3 separate regions of the Homo sapiens genome follow, and regions 2 and 3 are each linked to region 1. The links are chromatin contacts, found by Hi-C or POLR2A ChIA-PET in ENCODE. All regions are on one chromosome and are shown on one strand. Each heading gives the region's core, a stretch centred on a gene start or an enhancer-like site at or near the end of the contact. The rest is flanking DNA. Distances are from core to core; before and after follow the strand shown.

Region 1 (3,080 bases), core at 303-2,802:
CAAAGAAAAAAAATGAGCCAAGAATATTGCCCCATCCCGCAACCCCCGAACACTAAAGCAGACCTACAAAGAGCAACATAAGGCATTTTCAATTCCGAAGGTCTAGAGTAATGGTTTTCTGCATCTTTAACATTTATCAAGAGTGAGCTGAGTCATCATTTTTAAAATATTTGTAAATATTAATAAACTCTTTGGCAATACTTTATGTAGATTATGTAGATTATGCTCGTAACATATGTTTAACAACCAAACTACAATAAATCCCTTGTTTTATTTTATAATTAGAATAAACAATATTTAACATTTAATATATTCAGCTTGATCTCAATTGTGCAAATGTAATGCATAGAAAAAAAGACTGAGTAACCCAAAACTCTACTGAGACCTCTGAGACCTGGGGCTGTGATGTTTACCCTTCTTTCTGCTTTTCTGTACTCTCCAAGCAGACAAGAAGAAGTATCTACCTATACATAGGAGTGTGGAATAGGAATAAAATCCCAGAGTGGCTGGCCACATCCCCAGGTTCTAACCCTGCTTTGGCTACCGTAAAACTGTGACCACAGGCAAGTCACTTGAGCACAACGAATCAGCTATTAGTACATGACAGTAGCCACCTTATATGTTTCTACTGTCCCCTTTGTCATTATGCAGAAGATATCTAGGCCACTATTCCCCAGTTATAATTTCCCTATTTACAAGCTCTGTCTTTCCAACTATTGCAAACGTATCCAGAGACTTAAGGAGAAACTTTACTTGTTTTGCTTCCTTGGCCAGTGCAGTTATTTAGAAATAATGAAGGGTCCATGTTTTTGCTGAGAATCTCAGCGCCATGTACCAGTCCAGCATTTCCCAACCAATGCAATAATACCATTGTCATGTCAGGGAGTGACAAGTGATTAAAAGGTGATTACAGTATTTGAAATGTGACATTTCAGGAAAAGCTGCCTCGGTTACTGAGTAGCGCAGGTCCCCCGATGTGGAACCTAGTTCCATCCCTGCCAGTTCAGAAGCCAGAGCGGATATGCTCCTGCCAACCTCGCCTTCTTTCCCTAACTGCTCTCCTCTACCCACTTCGGGTATGCCCTCCTCAGGGCCTGCAAGGCGCGGGGCTGGGAAGACCGGGAAAGTCGGGTCAGGGGCCCGCCCGCCCTACTCGACTCCCTGCGCCCTGCGCCCGGCTCTTTTTAACCCCAGCGCCGCCAGGCCCGCAGGGAGGGGGTTCCCGGGTTTGGACCCGGACTAGGAGGCCGCATAGGGCACGCGGCCCTACCTGTGAGGGAGGCCAGCTGGAGACTGAACCCACACTCGGGAAGGAGGCCCAGCCCCAATCGCCTCTCAGGAGTGGGCGGGTCCGCTCAGGGACAGGGGCTCTAGAGGGAACGGCCACGCCCCGGACGCCGCCGGGAGCCAAGCGCCAAGGGAGGGGCGGCGGGCAACCGAGGCCAGGCGCCCGGGACAACGAGTACCTGGCGGCCGAACTGAGGACAACTGAGGGAACTCGCAGAGCAGGGCGGGAACGCTTCCAGCAATGGCGGCGGCTCGGCGGTGCCGGCCTCCAGGCAGGGCATTGCGCCTGCGCAGCCGGAGCGTCGGAACTACAGTGCCCAGAATCCTCAGCGCCTGAGCCCCCCGCCCCTTTTGTCTGCGTTAGTGAAGGAATTGGCTCTTCGAGGGTGAGAAAAAATTCCAATTGGATACACTTCTGTTGAGAAGCCTTGACTATGTGTCAAAAGCAATAGCACTAGAGATACAAATAATGACACAACCCTTGTCTTGGAACATTTAGGTGCGACTAAAGAAAGCCGTCGAGAGAACAGATAGATGTGATCCAGACAAATATGTGAACAAGTGCTTGGAAACACATATTTCTGAACAATTCCCTTTATGACAATTCCCTCAGAGTTGGAAGAGACAACAATTGATGACTATAATGCCAATTAAGTAGAATGGATATGAATGTCTGAAAATAAGCTGGAAATTTTAAGGCCAAAATTCTTCGAAATACAAAGAAAAAACCTTTCTGAAGACAAATAGCTGTAGAAGTTCTCCTCAATGCATACAAATGATAATTCTTAAAACACAATGACTGAAAGTATTTATTTGCAACAAATTTATTTGACCACTTATTCAAGGGCTGCTCGTCCAAGAGCTATATTAAGGTCTATTTACTTTATCCCTACCAAAGGCGGTATTTTTTGAGGATAGAAACTACATCTCATGGAGTTTATCACTCAGAGTGCCTACTTAGGAGACTGCTTGCATACTGAATGAAACGAAGGAAGAATGAATGAATAATTTGGGACCCCACCTCCCAACACACTTCCACATATCGAAATGCACACGGAATGAGGTACATCTTCTAAGGAGAGTGGCATTGAAGAGTAATCAAAACAACAGGATATTCACAGGAGGACTGGAATAAAACGAAATTTCCAGTGAAAAAGATTACTCAAAATATTTATTCAATACACTCTGAAATTAGAAACTAAGCAAATGTCTTTTGGAGATCCCAGTTCCCTCACATTCCCCACAGATGAAGATGAGCCAAACAGAAGTCCAAAACTTAAACATTACAAAACAAATAATAAAATAAGACACTGTGACTGAAAATCAGCACAAACAATAAACGGCAGAAATATATCCCCCAAAACTTCAGAGGCAGAGCTCATTTGATTAAAAATTTAAAATTATTACATTTAAAATGTTTAAGGACATGATAGATGGAATTAAAAACATTATCAACAAACAACAGAATGTAAAATAAGCCACCAGGAAAGTTTAGAGAAACATACACATTTCGTTAAACTATTAAAAAAAAATGTTTAACACAATATTTAGGGTAGATTATTACTTCTACAGGGATAAAGTCCAGGAAAGACAGACACACAGGTGACTTCAAAGGTATTGGTAGTGTTTTATTTCTTAATTTTGGTAGGAGTACACTGTTCAATTTGTAGTGATATTTGTTATAGGCAATTTTGTGTGCATTTTATATTTAGTAATTTTTAAACTCTTAAAGAACTCTTCTGTGAAGGAAGAAACTAATGCTTTTTGGCTTCAAATAATAAACCAATGGTTAA
Region 2 (3,080 bases), core at 356-2,855, 300 kb before region 1:
AAGGATCTTCGTATTCCTTCTGCCCAGAGGCAGCCGTCACCCTATAGGTGCTCAAATGTTTGATGGATGAACGTTTTTTAAAAATTCAGTGTGCAGTCCAAGATGAAAAACCAAAAAGTGAAGCACACAGAAAACCAAATATGTATCTTCTGTCGGGGACGACTCATCCTAAGAGAATTTCTTCCGCAAGAAGCTCAAAGGAACATGTTCAAGAAAAGAAGTAATTCTCAGGTTATGCAATTGCTAGGTTATTCTTGTCGGTTTTTTCCCCCTAGTGTTTTGATTGTTCTTTTTAATTCGTAAAATTGACACTGAAATATAATATCAGGGCGTTAAAATATCTCTCTGTAGCACAACTGTTCCCCGAGGCAGGAATCCAGATCGCATTTGGAGAAAAGAAGGCAGCCCTTTAACAGCCCAGTTAAAAGCTCTTTCCCAAATCGCGGACACTCGAGATGCTCCTCGGGCCATCTAAAAGACTGCGGAGCAGCCAGGAGGGCGAGCGGCAGGGAGCATTAGCTGGCTGAGCACATAAAAGCCTCCCTACGTAGGTATCCCCGCCGCCGCGCGAGGCCGGAGCATCTCTTCGCGCGCGCTTCTCTCCCGGATCAATAACCTCCGCCCCCTGCTCCCTCCCTGGCAGTGCCTGGAACAATGACGGGATTTTGCTTCCCAGTGAGTTCAAAACTATTCATGCTTCCTTCAACGCTTCTACCTTTCCCTTCCACCCACCCTCAAAAACACGTGTGCAAACACAAAAAAAAAGGGGATTCGGGTAAGAGAAAGCCGTGGGATTTATGTTCTTTTCACTAAGAAAGGCCCCCACACCCTTTGCGCGCCAGCAAGAGACAACGTCCCCGAGCACGATGCTTATGGCCGGGAAAGACTCTTTGTGTCCCAAGACGGCTGCGCGCGCCCTCAAGCTCCGGACGAAGCCCCCTTTCCATTCCCAGGCCACACAGCCCTAGAAGCACCGCCCCGCCCCGCCGCCCTTAGAATTAAGGAATAACCCCAGTGCTAACGGGGGAGCCGCGTCGGCTCCGTAACGTGGAAGGCTCAGAGCTGAAAGGCGCCCAAGGCCTGCACGCGGGCTGCGAGCCCGACTCCTGCCGAGGGGGTCCGCGTGGCAACGGCTCCCGCGCCCCCCGGCCCGCCGCACTCACAAGGTGTCTAGCAGGAGCTTGGCGGCACCCTCGGAGGTAAGCTTCTGCCGCTTCTGGAACGTCTCCCAGCGCTCCCGCTGCTCGCCCAGGTCCAGGTTGGACGCCGAGGACGTCGGGGTCGCGGGAGTCGGCGGCGGCGGCGGCGGTGGCGGGAGCAACGCCAGCTCAGGCGGCGGCGGCTCCCCCGGGCCCTCCTCCTGGGCCCGCGGCGACGAGCGCCTCAGCCGCGGCTTCTCCGACGGCGGCTTCTCCACCGCCTGGCTCTTGCTCCCGGCCTGGCTAGCGGAGCGCCGTGTGCGGGTGGCGCTGGGTGCCAAGGCAGCGGCCGCGGAGGCCGCGGGGGCCGCGGAGGCCCCGGACCGCTTCTGCCCGCGCAGCTTGGCGGCCGCAGAGCTCCTCGATCGCCGCATGGCTCCCGCAGCCTGGCGCGCAGGCCTCGCAGCGCGGCGCGCCCCCGCCGGCCTGCGCGCGCCCCCGCCGCCCGCCAGTCTTCAGGCCCAGGGGGCGCTGCGCCCGGCTGCCCCGCTCCGCCAGCCGCGCCCCGCAGCGCGGCGCCTGCCCGCAGGAGGGAGACCCGGCCCGCCCGGCCGCTGGGACGCACCTGCCTGTTCAGTCCCGCAGGCAGAGGGGCTGCGCCTGGGCCTACGCTCGCGATACCCAGAATCCACTCGCACCTGCGAAGGCGCCCCTGCCCTGTGTGAATCCAGCGGGCTCTTCGTACCTTCCCGACCTGGAGGGGCCTGGGTTGGGCCTGAATTCGCAGGCTCATCCGAGCGGGCAGCCTGGGGTAACTTCGTCTCCAAAAACGAGCTAATTTGTGTAAACGGCCTGCCACCTGCTACCTCCTGTGTAACAGCGGCCGAAACCATAGTTCTTCACCTTCGTCTTTTCTGTCACATTATAGAACAGTGTCATGAGGATACCAATAGTCAACAGATTTGGGGTTTCATTTTAATTAAATGAATGACCCGCGCGTCGAATTTCATTAGTATGATTTTGATGAAGGCAGCACCAAAGTTTAAAGACAAAAGGCACGAGAATCGTTGATGGAACCCAGATAGTCTTCTTCTCCTTCTCCTTCTTCTTCTTTTTTCAGACCGAGTTTCGCTCTTGTTGCCCAGGCTGGAGTGCAGTGACGCGATCTCGCCTCACCGCAACCTCCGCCTCCCAGGTTCAAGCGATTCTCCTGCCTCAGCCTCCTGAGTAGCTGGGATTACAGGCATTCGCCACCACACCCGGCTAATTTTGTATTTTTAGTAGAGACGGGGTTTCACCATGTTGGTCAGGCTGGTGCCGAATACTCCCGACCTCAGGTGATCCATCCGCCTCGGCCTCCCAAAGCGCTGGGATTACAGGCCTGAGCCACCGGGCCCAGCCTATCTTTCTTTTTTTTTTTTTTTTTTTTTTCTTTTTTGGAGTCTCACTCTGTCGCCAGGCTGGAGTGCAGTGGCGCGATCTCGGTTCACGCAACCTCCGCCTCACCGTTCCAGCGATTCTCCTGCGTCAGCCTATCTTTCTTCTTTATTCTGATTTTCTTCATGGTATTGTTAGTTTAATAGTTTATTGAATTAAAGGCATAGTTTAACTATTTTGTCTTTTTTTTTTTTTTTCCATACAGGATCTGACAGACTGGAGTGCAGTAGCGGGATCTCGGCTCAGTGTAGCCAAGAACTCCTGGCCTCAAGCGATCCTGCCGCCTGGGCCTCTGGAGTAGCTGAGTAGCTGGAACAACAGGCGGCGCCCCCCCCCCCCCCCCCCCGCCCCAGCGAATTGTTGCTATTGTTGTTTTGTAGATACCGGGTTTCCCTATGTTGCCCAGGCTGGTCTCTAACTCCTGGCCTCAAGCGATCCTCCCGCCTAGTTCTCCCCAAGTGTTGGGATTACAGGCGTGAGCCACCGAGCCCCACCTTGCCATTT
Region 3 (3,080 bases), core at 226-2,725, 270 kb before region 1:
GAAGCTGAGGCAGGAGAATCGCTTGAACCAGGGAGGTGGAGGTTGCAGTGAGCCACATCACGCCACTGGCCTTCAGCCTGGGTGACAGAGTGAGACTCCGTCTCAAAAAATAAATACAAAATTAAAAAGCCAGGCGTGGTCCACGGTCCCAGCCACTTGGGAGGCTGAGGTGGCAGGATAACTTGAGCCCTGGAGGTCAAGGCTGCAGTGAACGGTGATCACACCACTGCACACCAGCCTGGGGACACAGCCAGACTTTGTCACAAAAAAGCAAAAACAACTGGCCAGTGTATGAGGGGCTCGTGTTTTTTGTTTGTCTGTTTGTTGAGACAGAGTCTCACTCTGTCGCCAGACTGGAATGCAGTGGCACATTCTCGGCCCACTGCAATCTCTGCCTCCTAGGTTCAAGCAATTATCTGCCTCAGCCTCCCAAGTAGCTGGGATTACAGGCGCCCGCCACCACGCCCGGCTAATTTTTTTGTATTTTTAGTAGAGACGGGGTTTCACCACCTTGGCCAGGCTGGTCTTGAACCCCTGACCTCATGATCCACCCGCCTCGGCCTCCCAAAGTGCTGGGATTACAGGCGTGAGCCTCCGCGCCCGGCCAGGGGCGCGCGTTTTTAAAACATGGGAGAGGGAATTGTGCTTCACAATCACCATCAGGTGTCTCGATATCGGGTGCCACGCCGTCCCGCTTCTGAGGCGCGGCGGCCCACTTTGGCAGGCCGAGGCGGGTGGATTACCTGAGGTCAGGAGTTCGAGACCAGCCTGACAAACATGGTGAAACCCCCGTCTCTACTAAAAATACAAAAAATTAGCCGGACGTGGTGGCGCATGCCTGTAATCCCAGCTACTTGGGAGGCTGAGGCAGGAGAATCGCTTGAACCCGGGAGGCGGAGGTTGCGATGAGCCGAGATCGCGCCATTGCACTCCAGCCTGGGAAACAAGAGCGAAACTCCGTCTCAAGAAAAAAAAGGAAAGACCCCCCCTCCTTCTCCCGCCGGAAATACCCTCTTTCAGGACGGCGCGCCTGTGCGGCGCACGCGCGCTCAGTTACTTAGCAACCTCGGCGCTAAGCCACCCCAGGTGGAGCCCAGCAACAACAGAGCCACCGCGTCCCCCACCAATCAGCGCCGACCTCGCCTTCGCAGGCCTAACCAATCAGTGCCGGCGCTGCAAGGAAGTTTCCAGAGCTTTCGAGGAAGGTTTCTTCAACTCAAATTCATCCGCCTGATAATTTTCTTATATTTTCCTAAAGAAGGAAGAGAAGCGCATAGAGGAGAAGGGAAATAATTTTTTAGGAGCCTTTCTTACGGCTATGAGGAATTTGGGGCTCAGTTGAAAAGCCTAAACTGCCTCTCGGGAGGTTGGGCGCGGCGAACTACTTTCAGCGGCGCACGGAGACGGCGTCTACGTGAGGGGTGATAAGTGACGCAACACTCGTTGCATAAATTTGCGCTCCGCCAGCCCGGAGCATTTAGGGGCGGTTGGCTTTGTTGGGTGAGCTTGTTTGTGTCCCTGTGGGTGGACGTGGTTGGTGATTGGCAGGATCCTGGTATCCGCTAACAGGTACTGGCCCGCAGCCGTAACGACCTTGGGGGGGTGTGAGAGGGGGGAATGGGTGAGGTCAAGGTGGAGGCTTCTTGGGGTTGGGTGGGCCGCTGAGGGGAGGGCGTGGGGGAGGGGAGGGCGAGGTGACGCGGCGCTGGGCCTTTCCGGGACAGTGGGCCTTGTTGACCTGAGGGGGGCGAGGGCGGTTGGCGCGCGCGCGCGTTGACGGAAACTAACGGACGCCTAACCGATCGGCGATTCTGTCGAGTTTACTTCGCGGGGAAGGCGGAAAAGAGGTAGTTTGTGTGGTTTCTGGAAGCCTTTACTTTGGAATCCCAGTGTGAGAAAGGTGCCCCTTCTTGTGTTTCAATGGGATTTTTATTTCGCGAGTCTTGTGGGTTTGGTTTTGTTTTCAGTTTGCCTAACACCGTGCTTAGGTTTGAGGCAGATTGGAGTTCGGTCGGGGGAGTTTGAATATCCGGAACAGTTAGTGGGGAAAGCTGTGGACGCTTGGTAAGAGAGCGCTCTGGATTTTCCGCTGTTGACGTTGAAACCTTGAATGACGAATTTCGTATTAAGTGACTTAGCCTTGTAAAATTGAGGGGAGGCTTGCGGAATATTAACGTATTTAAGGCATTTTGAAGGAATAGTTGCTAATTTTGAAGAATATTAGGTGTAAAAGCAAGAAATACAATGATCCTGAGGTGACACGCTTATGTTTTACTTTTAAACTAGGTCAAAATGCAGATCTTCGTGAAAACCCTTACCGGCAAGACCATCACCCTTGAGGTGGAGCCCAGTGACACCATCGAAAATGTGAAGGCCAAGATCCAGGATAAGGAAGGCATTCCCCCCGACCAGCAGAGGCTCATCTTTGCAGGCAAGCAGCTGGAAGATGGCCGTACTCTTTCTGACTACAACATCCAGAAGGAGTCGACCCTGCACCTGGTCCTGCGTCTGAGAGGTGGTATGCAGATCTTCGTGAAGACCCTGACCGGCAAGACCATCACCCTGGAAGTGGAGCCCAGTGACACCATCGAAAATGTGAAGGCCAAGATCCAGGATAAAGAAGGCATCCCTCCCGACCAGCAGAGGCTCATCTTTGCAGGCAAGCAGCTGGAAGATGGCCGCACTCTTTCTGACTACAACATCCAGAAGGAGTCGACCCTGCACCTGGTCCTGCGTCTGAGAGGTGGTATGCAGATCTTCGTGAAGACCCTGACCGGCAAGACCATCACTCTGGAGGTGGAGCCCAGTGACACCATCGAAAATGTGAAGGCCAAGATCCAAGATAAAGAAGGCATCCCCCCCGACCAGCAGAGGCTCATCTTTGCAGGCAAGCAGCTGGAAGATGGCCGCACTCTTTCTGACTACAACATCCAGAAAGAGTCGACCCTGCACCTGGTCCTGCGCCTGAGGGGTGGCTGTTAATTCTTCAGTCATGGCATTCGCAGTGCCCAGTGATGGCATTACTCTGCACTATAGCCATTTGCCCCAACTTAAGTTTAGAAATTACAAGTTTCAGTAAT

The links. Hi-C counts contacts between places; a loop is a spot of excess contacts on that map. ChIA-PET counts read pairs that join two places held with the same protein, here RNA polymerase II (POLR2A). Pooled maps may share reads with other maps.
Region 2: a pooled map shows a loop between it and region 1 (4-fold over the local background). The contact joins the promoter of CENPV here to the promoter of ZNF624 in region 1. A Hi-C loop is called at or near these places in 2 of 37 single-sample maps with no recorded cell type and 7 of 50 pooled maps. POLR2A ChIA-PET finds 5 or more read pairs at or near these places in 1 of 52 experiments (activated T-cell).
Region 3: a loop to region 1 is called in a map of naive thymus-derived CD4-positive, alpha-beta T cell, with 23 times the contacts of the local background. The contact joins the promoter of UBB here to the promoter of ZNF624 in region 1. A Hi-C loop is called at or near these places in 1 of 168 maps with a recorded cell type or tissue (naive thymus-derived CD4-positive, alpha-beta T cell), 1 of 37 single-sample maps with no recorded cell type and 11 of 50 pooled maps. POLR2A ChIA-PET finds 5 or more read pairs at or near these places in 2 of 52 experiments (A549 and activated B cell).

What each region holds. Positions count from the first base shown.
Region 1 is chr17:16,652,298-16,655,377 of GRCh38, forward strand. ZNF624 (zinc finger protein 624) reads right to left here and starts at 1,553. Exons shown (of 6, transcript NM_020787.4): 1 at 1,467-1,553. LOC124903934 (a long non-coding RNA gene) reads left to right here and starts at 1,595. Exons shown (of 4, transcript XR_007065639.1): 1 at 1,595-1,673; 2 at 1,787-2,901. RefSeq lists an enhancer at 797-1,307 and a silencer at 1,263-1,462.
Region 2 is chr17:16,351,864-16,354,943 of GRCh38, forward strand. CENPV (centromere protein V) reads right to left here and starts at 1,606. Exons shown (of 5, transcript NM_181716.3): 1 at 1,164-1,606. The coding sequence starts at 1,573. RefSeq lists silencers at 996-1,605, 1,666-1,815.
Region 3 is chr17:16,379,616-16,382,695 of GRCh38, forward strand. UBB (ubiquitin B) reads left to right here and starts at 1,476. Exons shown (of 2, transcript NM_018955.4): 1 at 1,476-1,569; 2 at 2,287-3,080. The coding sequence starts at 2,293. The coding sequence ends at 2,982. RefSeq lists an enhancer at 1,176-1,455.